Linked DNA regions of Homo sapiens: region 1 is linked to region 2. Evidence: chromatin contacts called from ENCODE Hi-C or POLR2A ChIA-PET data. All regions are on one chromosome and are shown on one strand. Each heading gives the region's core, a stretch centred on a gene start or an enhancer-like site at or near the end of the contact. The rest is flanking DNA. Distances are from core to core; before and after follow the strand shown. Region 1 overlaps TACR1 (tachykinin receptor 1). Region 2 holds the start of LINC01291 (long intergenic non-protein coding RNA 1291).

Region 1 (6,603 bases), core at 3,978-6,477, 230 kb after region 2:
AGATGACGATATTCTAATTATCAGTTTGTGTGGTCTCTTGGCCTGGGCTTCAAGGAGAAATTGTTAGGTCAATGGTATCTCACCAGGCTAGAAGTAGCTTGAGTCAGGGATTGGGGTTAGCATGAGTGTTCCTTGTATACTCATGGTGCATGGGACCTCAGTGAGTATGTAGGCTGTTAGGATGGGGAGGGGGATTGAAGGCTGATTGTTTCAGTCCCCTCACTAGACACATGACAGATTTCAAACAACACATTCCAGGTCTTTACAGAGCATAATTAAAAGGCCATATTTTCTAATAGAAAGAACAGCTTATTTTATTTCACTTCTACAAGTTATTTAAAATTAGTATTTATGAAATAGAGTTTTTATAAACAGAATCCTAGACATATAGGTAGAGTGGTCACGCATGGTGCGCCCTCCAATCCCCTGAATCTTCTAGGTCCAAGATAAAATATTTCTTAGAAATCCAGCTGTCGGCAGGGCATGGTGCCTCATGCCTTTAATCCCAGCACTTTGGGAGGCCAAGGTGGGCGGATCACGAGGTCAGGAGATCGAGATCATCCTGGCTAACACAGTGAAACCCCATCTCTACTAACAACACAAAATCAAACTTAGCTGGGCGTGGTGGCGGGCGACTGTAGTCCCAGCTACTTGGAAGGCTGAGGCAGGAGAATGGCATGAACCTGGGAGGCGGAGCTTGCAGTAAGCCAGGATCACACCGCTGCCCTCCAGCCTGGGCGACAGAGAGAGTCTCCGTCTCAAAAAAAAAAAAAAAAAAAAAAAAAAAAGAAAAAATAAAAGAAATCCAGCTGTCCAGGAAGACTCTTTGGCCCCTAGGATCTTCCAGTGCTTGAGATATTTAGAAAGTCTTTGTTGTTCCTATACTCATCTACTTTCTCTATACTCTTAGATCTTTACTGTGTTTCTGTATGATGGGATCTTTGGCATAAGACATTCCAGAGTATTAAGCATATAGTGGTAGGCTTCATCAGTGCTACCCAGGACCTTTTTACATCCAAGACAGCTTAATAGCTTCAATGGATAAAACGGCACTGACTCAGAATGCCAGTAGTGAGGTGTACTGGGAAAGATAAACATTTACCATCACATTGTCCCTTGACGACAGGTGAGGAAACTGGGGTTCGTGGATATGCAGCAGTTACATAGTAGAGATGGGACCCCCACCCATCAGTTCTGCCTGATTCAAATTCCCCACTTTGAAAGGGGTATGTGAGTGTTCCATAGTGCAGAGGCCCAGCAGGAAGACGGGGGACTGGGAATGGCTCAGTCACAGATTTTAGCATTGCTGCTGGCAGTTATTTATCTTCACCACCTCCTATGTGCCAGGTGCTGTGTACCATGAGATAGTTCTACTTTGGGCAGATTAATGCTTGAATAAACTCATTGAAACTTTGCTTTCGACCCATGAATAAAACTACCTAGCCTGGACTCTTGCCTTCTTCCCAAAGAAGGTGGTGGTTACTCAAGTATTATAGAAATACACTACAGGGCTGAATTGGTTCTTTCCATGAAGAAGTTCCATTTTCTTGACTCGAAACTGAGGAAATGTTTGAACAGGCCCATCCAGGTGGGAGTGTCACCCAGTTGATGTGGTTGTGTTCTGATGAAGCTTTGGACTGTGGTATGTTATTACATACCATGGTAAACAAGCTTCTGCTGGGTGGTCGTCATGTCAAGGACTGGGGGATCTGCCTCTCCTGGCTCTGTCCTTATTGGTCAAATATGTAGTCTTGATCCATGGCTGGGTGGTAGCCTGGAGACTCATCTACTCATTCAATCATTCATTCATTCATTCATTCAAATACTGAGTACCTATCAGAGCCAGGCACTATGGCAGGAGCTGGGACACAGAGGAAGAGATCATAAATACCACCCCTCCTCTCAGGAAGCTCCAGTTTTATGAGAGTGATGCATAGCAATTAACTAAACCTACAAATACCTGTGCAATTACAACTGTGGTAAGTCCTATGAAAAAGAACGGTCATGAGAACATGCAACAAGGGGATCTATTTTATTTATTATAAAATAAATTAAATACATAAAGGATGGATGGATTTGATCTGCTGGCCATAGTTTACTGACCTCTGTACTAAATAGTTAACATATTAATTAAGGCTTCTAAAGGAAAGGGAAATGAAATTAACATTTGTTTAAGCATTCAATATAGGATATTTAACCAATGGGGCTGTCCAGGTATCATGTAGACTCTTCATAGCTATCATTTCTTATGAACTGCTCCATCAGTCAGGTATTACCATCCATATTTTACCCCTAAGAAAACGGAGGCACAAAGCAATTCAGTCATTTGCCTCAGGTCACACTGCTAGCAAGGAATTTGGGCAGAGGAGGAATCTGAACAGGCCTCTCAGGCTAGGATCAGAGATCAGACAGGATTTGAATCCAGGCTATCTGACTTTAGCATCTGCAATTTTTTGATTAAAATGAGAGCAGCAAAGGAGAATCTATGCTGGCTGGTTTCCCCACTGCAGCCATGAAGGTATAGCTATGCACATGGTCAGCTCCGTTGGAACACGGGCTTAGCTGTCCTTTCTTTGCTGCTCAGTGGACAGTGGCATCTTTCTATGCCCTTAAGCCACTAGGTCTCTACATAGAGAATTAGGAACTGTTGTATAGGAAGTAGAATATGTCAGAGCTTTATTTTCCCAACATATAAACATGTAAATCATCAGTGTTCAATATTCTGGTAACAAAGTAATCTCCTTCCTGTTGAGCTGAAGATAAGGGATTTGAGAGGCTCCGTTGGGGAGAAATAAAAACCCGACTTGTAAGTTTATTTGAGACAAAGCCAAAATACTAACATCGCATTCAGAAGGGGGAAAACAGTGAGGGGAGGCGTGAGAGGAGCACTGGAAAGATTAGACATCAGGTAATGCAACAGCCCTGGTCAGCCTCTTTAGCAAAATAGAAATAAAAATGTAGCTCATTAATTCTAGGTGCACATCCAGGTTGTTAACGGAGAGAGGAGACATAGTTCAGAAATCTGCTTTTCTTTCTTTTAAATGAACATGTTTCCATTAAAATGGAAATTAAAGCCTCATCATATGAAGCAGTCATTTTCTGGGTACTGTATGATTATCTCTATCTTTCCTGGCCACAATGAGAATGGAAATACTCACATTCATCCATTAGCCTTTGGAAGTTACTACTCTGAAATTCTCAAAGTAGCCTCCTTTCCTTAGCATTGAATGTAGACAGTATTTTTAGGGGTAGGAGGCTGGGTGGATGTAAGTACACACCTTTTCCCACTCAAGTTAATTCAGAAAGGCAAGGGGCTAATGAAAATGAGGGTGGAATGTTGGAAGTGGCAGAAAAGTTTTGTTTTACTTTTTGAAAAAAAAGCAAAGGCAGGTAAATGTACATTTGGAAAAATGATTTTAAGGAAATCAAATTTGCCTGCAAAGTTTACACAAGCAGATCATGTGAGGCATGTGCTTAAAATGAGCAGTGGATGGAGTTGCTTTTGTCTTGGGTAGTTCCTGATTCGTCTGTTTCAAGAGGTGCTGTCAGGGAGTTCTTGAAAAGGCTGTTCCTGGGATTCTGCCAAACCAAATACTGTCATCTCCCTCTGAAGACTCAACTCAGGGTGGCCCCTTAAGAAGCCCTCCTTGAGGCCTTTCTCTAATCTTCTCCATCATCATTATCTGTTGAAATTAAAATGCATCCTGAGGGCATGCTGCCCAGTGGCTTTATATCTTGTCTGCACAATGAGATTGTAAGCTCCTTGAGGAAAAGGACCAGGTTGTGTGTGAATTATGCATTCCTTGTGGTGTCTAGAATAATATCAAGTTCAGAAGACTCAGGTATCACTTGAGATGTCTCTTTCTGGCCCCTCCAATGGTCTGAATAAATCTGACTCAAACTCCCAGTTTAACAGTCTTGATGAAGCCCAAAGCCCTATCCATGATACGTGAGAATTCTTATTGTTTTTCTTTTGATGGGTCCCATTGTGACTAGTTCAAAATACTGGAGACTATGTCTTTTTTCCTTCTCATTAACATGGTTACAAAACTCTCTCTTTTATAAACTTCCATAAAAGCTGGTGAGTCTCTTAAGAACTGGGTATTTAGAGACCTCAGGAAGGTCTCATTGGGCAACACATATAATCTTTTCAGCTCTCTCTCTTCCTCTCTTATCTCCCTCTAGTATTACCTCAGAAGCTAGAAGCCATTCTTCCTTTAGTATTTGGGATCTTCTAGCTCCTCCAGTTTGCAAATCCACATTTATATGGTCTCAGCAGAACAAAGCCAACTCATAACAGGACCCACCATCCTCAGAAAATAGCTGGAGTTTTAAATGTTAACTTTTCCCTATTCCATTGAACAGAACTTGTTGCCTCTCCAAGATAAAACCCTCCCTAATGAAACCGCTTTACAACACTTACAACTTTATTTAACAGCAGAAAGCTCAAAGCTGCCATGCAGAGGGAAGCTATGTAGACTCTGGAAGCCTTGAAGCTTAGGAGCATAGGAATTACAGCTCTGTCTGGTTGGCTTAACCACATCCAGGCATGGAGGCAAGGAAAAAAAAAAAAACTCAAAGCTTTGTTTGGAGGATGGTACTAGGAAAGAACTAGGAAACTAGTGAGAGAAGGTACCAAGCTATGCCTTTGTCCACCCACTATTCAATTTACAAATATTTCTTGGTCCTATATCAGGCACTCCATTGGGTACTAGGAATAAATACGCAGATGAATGAGGCATGGCTCTTTCCCCAAAAAGGACTTATATGTGCTCAAAATGTGTTACAGAAATCCCATGAGGATTCTTGGATATTCCAAGAGGGTCAAATTTCATTGCTCTGTTTTTCATACCTGGGACTGGGCTTTAGTAGACTCTCTCTGGTTTCCTGAAGCTTCATACCCCACATCTGCCCTACTGTGAGAGTCCAACCCCAGGGCTCTAGCTGGCTTCTCTCAACTGTTCTACAGTTTTCTAGGCCACAGCTTGAGATGTGACAGAAAGGAGAAAGGAAACATTTATTGCACTCTACTTGATCTTTCATGTATACTATTTCAAATGATTCTGTGACAATCTGCTTTCAGCCCTCTTTTATGGAGGAGGACACAGAGTTCAGGGTAGTTAATGCCTTGCCTAAAGTAAACCAACTGGAGGGGAGGCAGTGAGTGGAGAGGAGATGAAGCTCAATCCTAGAGCCTCCAGCCTCTGCTTCCACCTTCTGGCTAGCTCGCCACTAAGTCCATTTAAGGTGTCGGCTCACACTTTCTGAGTGTTCCATTTTCTCATTCCTTGTGCCAATTCTCATGCCAGGATTAAAGTTGCCAAATATTTAGGTCTCAGGAGAAGGTTGTTTCACAATAGCCTCTCTTATCCCCTGGGCCTCCTTTCTCAAGAAGGCAGAAGGTTCGCAGTAAGTTTGGCAAACAAGTCTAGTGTATGTTGCCAAACCAGAAACAATTATTCCTGTCTCTCTTATAAGCTCTTCAGTTAAGTCTCTGAAAATCAAATGTGGTGGGTAAAAGCAATGAATAATAACGATAGAAATACCTAATCCACTGGAGGGAAGAGGTCATTCAGTTATTCATGCGTTTATGAACACATTTTTGAGTGCCAGGAACTGTGCAAGGTGCTGGAGACATAAGACAGATAAGACAAATAAGGAATTTACAGGCTGTTAGAGAGTAGGATGTGCTAACCAGAGGGGAGTGCAGGTTACCAGAGGAGAGGTCAGGTTAACCAGCTGGGAGGGAAGGTTACCAGAGGAGAGGGCAATCAAATCAGAGGGTGTGTGTTATTAACTCAAATTCGGCTGATTCTCAAAATCATCCCAGTTGTTTTATAAATATATGGATTCCTGGGCTCTACCCATGGCCTAATGAATTGGAATCTTCCAGAGCCATTATCTATACTTTTAATAAGCTCCCTCATTGATTGAAACAATCATGATAGTTGTGGAGTAAGGTCTCACAGACACAGTATAGAGAACTTTGCTCTGGGTGCAGGGTGGATGCCAAGGAGGGGTCAGCTGATGTGATTCTGGGCTTTGTAGAGGGGGTAATATCTGAAGTGAGCCCTCAGAATTACAGACAAGCAAGTTAGGTGCATGGGGTGCTAACAAGGGAGGGAGGAAGGCCTCACCTGAGCAGAGGCCCTGTGGTGTGAGCTGCCACAATGAACCCAGGAGGTTTGGTTGGGCTATAGTCTGAGGTGCAAGCGAGGACAGGGTTAGAGAAAAGGTAGAAAGCAGGCTGGATCCTGATTGGCCTTGCTGATACTGCTAACAAGTTTGAATTTTACTTTTTCTTGACATATTTTCATTTCAAAACATTTTTGACCATGTTTTCTTTTCAAAAACATTACTTTAGAACTTCTGGAACAAGATGGAAATATGACTCTTCCAGCTTTAGCTCTTGTCTTCCTTCCATTGAAATGTCCAAAGAAATTTATAAAAAAAGAAAACATCAGGGAAGGATGCCTTCTTCGAACCAGAAGTATTGGCACTATTTTGCATTGGTTAACACTGATCGAGCATTACTGTGTGTAGGCATTGTCTGAAATGTTCAGCATCTATTAGCTAATTGAGTTTTCATGGTATTCCATAAAG
Region 2 (6,873 bases), core at 1,134-3,633:
GGAGCAGCTGGGACACAGGGCACCAAGTCCCTAGGCTGCACACAGTATGGGGACTCTTGGCCCATTTTATGAAACCACTTTTTCCTCCAGGACCTCCGGGCCTGTGGGAGGGGCTGCCGTCAAGTTCTCTGACATGGCCTGGAGACATTTCTCTCCATGTTCTTGGGGATTAACATTAGGTTCCCTGCTACTTATGCAAATTTCTACAGCTGGTTTGAATTTCTCCCCAGAAAAAATGGGTTTTTCTTTTCTATCGCATAGTCCGGTTGCAAATTTTCCAAACTCTTATGCTGTTTCCCTTACAAAACTGAATGCCTTTAACAGTACCCAAGTCACATCTAGAATTCTGCTTAGAAATTTCTCCTGCCAGGTACCCTAAAACATCTTTCTCAAGTTCAAAGTTTCACAAATCTCTAGGGCAGGGGCAAAATGCCACCATTCTCTTTGCTAAAACATAACAAGAGTCACCTTTACTCCAGTTCCCAACAAGTTCCTCATCTCCATCTGAGACCACCTCAGCTTGCACCTTACTGTCCATATTGCTATCAGCATTTTGGGCAAAGCCATTCAACACGTCTCTAGGAAGTTCCAAACTTTTCCACTTTTCCTTGTCTTCTTCTGAGCCCTTCAAACTGTTCCAATCTCTGCCTGTTACCCGGTTCCAAAGTCACTTCCACATTTTCAGGTATCTTTTCAGCAATACCCCACTCCTGGTATTTCTTACCCACTGGGAAGAAAAAGAGGTTTAGTTAGACTTACAGTTTCACATGGCTGGGGAGGCCTCAGAATCATGGCAGGAGGCAAAAGGCACTTCTTACATGGCAAGAAAAAATGAGGAAAAAGTGGCTGGGCATGGTGGCTCACGCCTGTAATCCCAACACTTTGGGAGGCCAAGACGAGTAGATCATGAGGTCAGGAGTTCAAGACCAGCCTGGCCAACATGGTGAAATTGTCTCTACTAAAAATACAAAAATTAGCCAGATGTGATGGCGGGTGCTTGTAATCCTAGTTACTCAGGAGGCTGAGGCAGGAGAATTGCTTGAACCTGGGAGGCGGAGGTTGCAGTGAGCCAAGATTGAGCGACTGCACTCCAGCCTGGGTGACAAAGCAAGACTCTGTCTAAAAAAAAAAAAAAAAAAAAAGAGGAAGAAGCAAAAGCAGAAACCTCTGATAAGCCCATCAGATCTCGTGAGACTTATTCACTATCATGAGAATAGCACAGGAAAGACCAACCCCCATGATTTAATTGCCTCTCCCTGGGTCCCTCCCACAACACGTGGGAATTCTGGGAGATACAATTCAATTTGAGATTTGGGTGGGGACACAGCCAAACCATATCACTTATTCAGAAATACAATGAGCATGTAATTTTTTTTTTTTTTTGTATTGGCCCAATCTAGTTTTGAATCAAGATTACATTAGCTTCATAAAAAAGGCTGGACAATTTTCTCTTTTTCACTTGCTGCAACAATTTGTGAGATAAAAAAATCTGTCTCTTGAAGACAGGTAGAGCATATTTGTAAAGCTATCTGGGCTTTAGGGAGAGGAGCTATGATTAGCGTTTCAATTTCTTTAATGCTTGTTAGTCTATTCAAGTATACTATATCTTGGCATTTAGTATTTCCCCACAAAGTTGTCTATAATATCTAAAGTTTCACATTATTTGGATACAGTTGTTCATAATACTCTAAAAACTTTTTTTTTTTTTAGAAAATTTCGAATACATTCAAAAGTGGATTGATAAACCTCTGGTGCTTCAGCAGTTATCAATTCATGGCCAATGTTGTTTCATCTAGAGCCCCGCCCACATCCCCTCACAATTCTTTGAAGTAAATCTCTGACATTGTATAATGACACCTGCAAATGCTCCGGTAAAAATCTTCAAAAGACAAAGACTCTTTTTCAACCTGTTCACAGTGTCATTACCTCCTCCCCAGATAATAATTTATCAACATCAAGAAACTCCCCATTAGTGTTTAAACTTCCAATTTTCTCACAAATGTCTTTTTTTTTTTTTTTGGCGGGGGAGATAACTTTGTCATTTGAATCAGAATCCAAAGTTTACACATTGCACTTGGCAGACCTGCCTTTTAATTTCTCATAACCTCTGTTTCTTTTCAGCTTTCTGTTTTCCTCCCAGAGTTTCCTATGATTGCATCTCTAGTTTGACACGTTCCCTTGTCCTCTGTATTCCTGTAAATTGGTAGTTAAATCTCAATCTGATACAGAAGGGCTGGGCTCCCAGCTAAACCCCACCCCTAAGCCAGGAACCACCGCCCTAAGTGAAAACAGGTGATCCTGGTTTTCCAAGCAAATGTTGCCTTTTTGGCCTGCCCCGCCCCTATCCTGTGCCCATAAAAGACTTCAGCTGGCAGCGCAATAGAAGCGGCTGAGCGGCGAGGATACACGCAGCTGAGTGTCAGAGACAATGGATAGATGCGGCTAACTTCAGACGGTGCGGCTTCAGAGAGGGACCTGGCCGGAGACTGCCGGGCTTCAGAGAAAGCTCACGTTCCCATCTGCTTTCCAGCCTCCCTTTCCGCTGAGAGCCACCCACCGCTCAATGAAGTCTTCCGCATTCATCACCTTTCAAACGGTTCGTGTGAGCTGATTCTTCCTGGACGCCAAACGAGAACTCAGGTGCCAAGAGGGCAGGGGCTACCACCCTGACTCTCCACTGAGCTGGTTGGCACTTGGCCGTACCTGGACGGCAGAGCTGAAAGAGCGCTGGTTGAAACATGCATGGACACTGCTGTGTAGCATGCATAGAGCCTGCTCCCTCCAGAGAGGAGCGACCGGCGGGTTCTGGGGTTCGTTTGCTTGGGTTCCTGCACCCGCTTGCTCTTACGCTCCCCCATGCGAGGAGTGGCCAGTGACGGGCTGAGTGAAACGAGCCACTCCAGTTCCTGCCCATGAAGGGGGTCAAAGGAACTATCCCATCTCAAATCCATGATCAGGTTTAGGTTTGATATTTTGACAACGTTACTTCAGAAGGGTTACTGCAATTACATTATTCTTTCATCTTTGTTGTGCCTGTAATTGTTTTTCCCCCTTTTTCATTGTAGGTTTTATCTATTGCAATTTCATTTTCTCACTCTTTTTCTTTTTTTCTTTTTTCTTTTTTTTTTTTTTGAGACGGAGTCTCACTCTATTGCTCCAGGCTGGAGTGCAATAGTGTGATCTCGGCTCACTGCAACCTCCGCCTCCCAGGTTCAAGCGATTCTCCTGGCTCAGCCTCCTGAGTAGCTGGGATTACAGGTGCGCACAACCACGCCCAGCTAATTTTTGTATTTTTAGTAGAAATGGGGTTTCACCATATTGGCCAGGCTGGTCTTGAACTCCCGACCTTGTGATCCGCCCGCCTCAGCCTCCCAAAGTGCTGGGATTACAGGCGTGAGCCACCGTTCCTGGCCTTTCTCACTCTTTTTCTCGATCAGTCTTGCCAGAATTTTATTTCACTAATCTTTTCAAATAATTAGCTTTTGATTTGGTCATTTCTTTCTGTTTTTTCCTTCTCCATTTTATTGATTTTTGCCTTTCTTTACTTATTTTTCCTTCTTGTTTCTTGGCTCTGTTGATCTTATTCCAACTTCTTGAATTTACAGTTTTACTTGTGTTTGAAGTTATAATTTCTATCTACTGCTGTAAGTCCTACACATTTTGATACATTGCCATTTCATTGATACTCTAAGCAACTAGCAATTTGCTATACTTTTTTTTTTTTTTTACCTTTTAAAATATATTATTTAGTTTCCAGTAATATGTTTGTATAAACTATCCCTCTGTTATTCATTTCTAATTTTTTGGCATTCTGGTCTGAGAACATGATCTGTATGACATTGATTCTTTGGAATTTATCAAGTAATCCTTTGAGGCCTGGTATACGGACAATGTCATAACCCTTATATATGTGCTTGAAAACTGTTTTCTCTAGTGTTGAGCATAGAATTAGAAGGGAGGGGGAGAGGCAAGCACAGAGGCAGATATATTCCACAGCATTCACAGAAGTTATTTCTGGGATGGGAAAATTACAGGTGATCTTTATTTTCTTCTTGGACAGCAGTAGTCTTTACTTGCCTGTGATTCCAAACATGTTTGAAAACAATGTCAGAGATCTCATAGGCCTCCCACTGCCCTGGGTGGGTAAGAGCACTGGTGTGGACAAGAGGGAACATTTGCCATTGCCCATCATCTGGGTTGTTCACCTGACCTTCTGGGCCTGCCATCCTGTTCTATGAAATGAGGATATTTGGCTGGGTGCAGTGGCTCACACCTGTAATCCCAGCACTTTGGGAGGCTGAGGTGGGTGGGTCACCTGAGGCCAGGAGTTCTAGACCAGCCTGGCCAATATGGTGAAACCCTGTCTCTAATAAAAATACAAAAAATTGCTGGGCATGGTGGCATGCGTCTGTAGTCCCAGCTACTCGGGAGGCTGAGGCAGGAGAATTGGTTAAACCCAGGAGATGGAGGTTGTGGTGGGCTGAGATCGTGCCACTGCACTCCAGCCTGGGTGACTGAGTGAGACTCCATCTCAAAAAAATAAATAAATAAATAAATAAAATAATAAAGAAATGAGGATATTTAAGCTCCCACTCAACTTGAACATTTGTATTGTTATTTATAAGCTCCATCTGCTGCTGGCATGAATACCTGAAAATCCTGGGACTGTGGGATGTGGTCCAGGCTCTCAGGTGTCAGCATCGCAGGGAATCCCACAAACCTATCCCTGGAGGGAGTGCAGAATCTCACGTGTGAAGGGGCTGGGGTGAAGCCTTTCTCATAGTATTATCTGGAGAGGGTGTGCCTTTCCCCTTCTTTCATTTTGGGATAAGCGTGGTTTTTTCTCTCACTGTACTCTGTTTTCCAGTCTGCAAGCCCATTTCCAGGGAAAGCAGACAAGAAGCACCAATCGGAGCGTTGAAGTAAATGGGAATCAGTATCCTTGGCAGTGCCTGGACCTGCTGAGCGACAAGCGTGTGTTTTGTTTTATTAAATGTTTTCCTTTTTAATAAGCAGTGGGAAATGTCAGGACCACCTGCAGCTGCCTGCTGACCCTGGGACTGGAGTAGGGGATGCAGCACTCAGCCTCCAGTTGTGTTTTTCTTCTCTGATAGCTCAGTTGTGCCAGGAGTATACTCGCCTTGGTGCTCCAGAATCATCCTAGGGAATCAGCTCCGCCTTCTATACAAGCAGAATTCTACCTCTAACAGGACCAGGTGACCCCTTCTTTGGCAACTTTCTATACATTTCTAAGCCCCTGATGTTGCCCTAAGGCCATTTTCCTATGCTCCATAGGATGAAAATATCAGGAAAATGGTTTGTGCATGTTTATTATTCAGTTTATACACATTATGCATGAAGCAAGTATGAAATTGCTGCACAAACACTGGGATCCAAGAAATGTCATACTACTGAAATCAGATTAGATCTAGTTCTGAGCCCTCCCTCACCAGGGGGATCTGATGTCCCAAATCAGGTATTCTCCAGGATGGAGCAAGAGTCCCTGGGGGATGACAAGGCCAGAACCACCTGAGAAAGAGCCTCCAGTCTTCAGCCCATGTGGTCCCCTGATTTCTGAGCCCAAGTGGCCTCTTGGAGGGCTCCCAGTGACTGCCAGTCAGCTGCGACCCCTGTGCTCAGGTATCCACCCCACTTCGCACCAGATGCTGACCCAGACCCTGCTGAGAGATAGCACCCCAGGATGCAGCACTGGGCACTGCACGTGGCAAATGACCATTTTTTTTTAAGACAGTGTCTCACTCTGTTGCTTAGGCTGTGGTGCAGTGGTACAAACATGGCTCACTACAGCCTTGACCTCCCAGGCTGAGGCTATCCTTCTGCCCCAGCCTCCCGTGTAGTTGGGCCTACAAGCGTGCAAAACCATACCCAGCTGATCTTTTGGTACTTTGTAGAGTCGGGGTTTTGTCATGTTGCCTAGGCTTGTCTTGAACTTCTGGGCTCAAGTGATCTGCTTGTCTTGGCCTCCCAAAGTGCTGGGATTATGGGGGTGAGCCACTGTACCTGGCCGACTTTTGGATTTTTAAGTGAAATGAGAAGCCACTGGAAATGGTTTTGAGCAAAAGAGTGCCAAGGTCTGAGTTAAATTTTAAAAAGTGTACATTAGCTGCCATGGAGACAACAGGGAGACACAGAAAAACCAGTCATGAGGCGATTGTGAAGGCCAGGTGAGAGATGATAGACCAGGGAGTGGCGACGTCAGCCGTAAGAAGTGGTCAGGGTCTGGGTGTGTTTTGAAGATGAAACCAATAGATTTCCTGATAGAATGGATATATGTGTGAAGGAAAGAGACTCAAGGCTGACTCCAAGGTTTTTGGTCTCCATTCCATGAAAGAATGGAGCTGCCATCGACAGACATGGGGAAAACTGAAGGAGGTGCAAGTTCTGAGGGGAAAATCAAGAGACTTATTTTGAGCCAACCCAGGAGCAACAGTGACCCTAGCACCCCGACCGTGGGCTTGAACGCCATTTGCCAGGTTTGCGGATCCACAGTCTGGGGCAGAAAATGGACCAGATGTCCTGGAGCTTCTTGAAGTACCAGATAGCAAGGAAACTATCAAAGATGATTAGGGTTCTGTCAACAGGACTAAGTAGCCAACTAGGAGGAGCTCCCGTTTGCTGAAAATGGGATAATGTGAGCATCAAAAGGATAAAACCACAGTGGATGGAAACATCATCGAATGTGTTTGGTCCATGAATTTATGGCGATATTAACATTGGTCTCATAATTGGTATCTTTTAGAAAATGACAGGGAATCAATTCATTATTTAAAAAACTAGTTAAAAATGGAAAGAAAAACCATTTTGTACTGCCTTTCCTGTACAAACTTTACCTCAGGGTAACCAAGCAGTAGA

What was found. A loop is a pair of places that touch in the nucleus more often than their neighbours do. ChIA-PET counts read pairs that join two places held with the same protein, here RNA polymerase II (POLR2A). Pooled maps may share reads with other maps.
Region 1: a loop to region 2 is called in a map of mammary epithelial cell, with 3 times the contacts of the local background. The contact joins the enhancer-like site here to the promoter of LINC01291 in region 2. A Hi-C loop is called at or near these places in 1 of 168 maps with a recorded cell type or tissue (mammary epithelial cell) and 3 of 50 pooled maps. POLR2A ChIA-PET finds 5 or more read pairs at or near these places in 2 of 52 experiments (K562 and activated CD4-positive, alpha-beta T cell).

The regions. Positions count from the first base shown.
Region 1 is chr2:75,136,969-75,143,571 of GRCh38, forward strand. All of the region lies in intron 1 of TACR1 (tachykinin receptor 1), which reads right to left. Among named protein-coding and RNA genes, the nearest start is that of TACR1-AS1, 14 kb to the right of the region's middle. Within about 2 kb of position 5,228, at least 3 of the 41 ENCODE cell types and tissues checked have a DNase peak (open chromatin) inside an H3K27ac peak, as active enhancers do.
Region 2 is chr2:74,906,578-74,913,450 of GRCh38, forward strand. It overlaps LINC01291 (long intergenic non-protein coding RNA 1291), which reads left to right and starts at 2,384. Exons shown (of 5, transcript NR_189601.1): 1 at 2,384-2,596.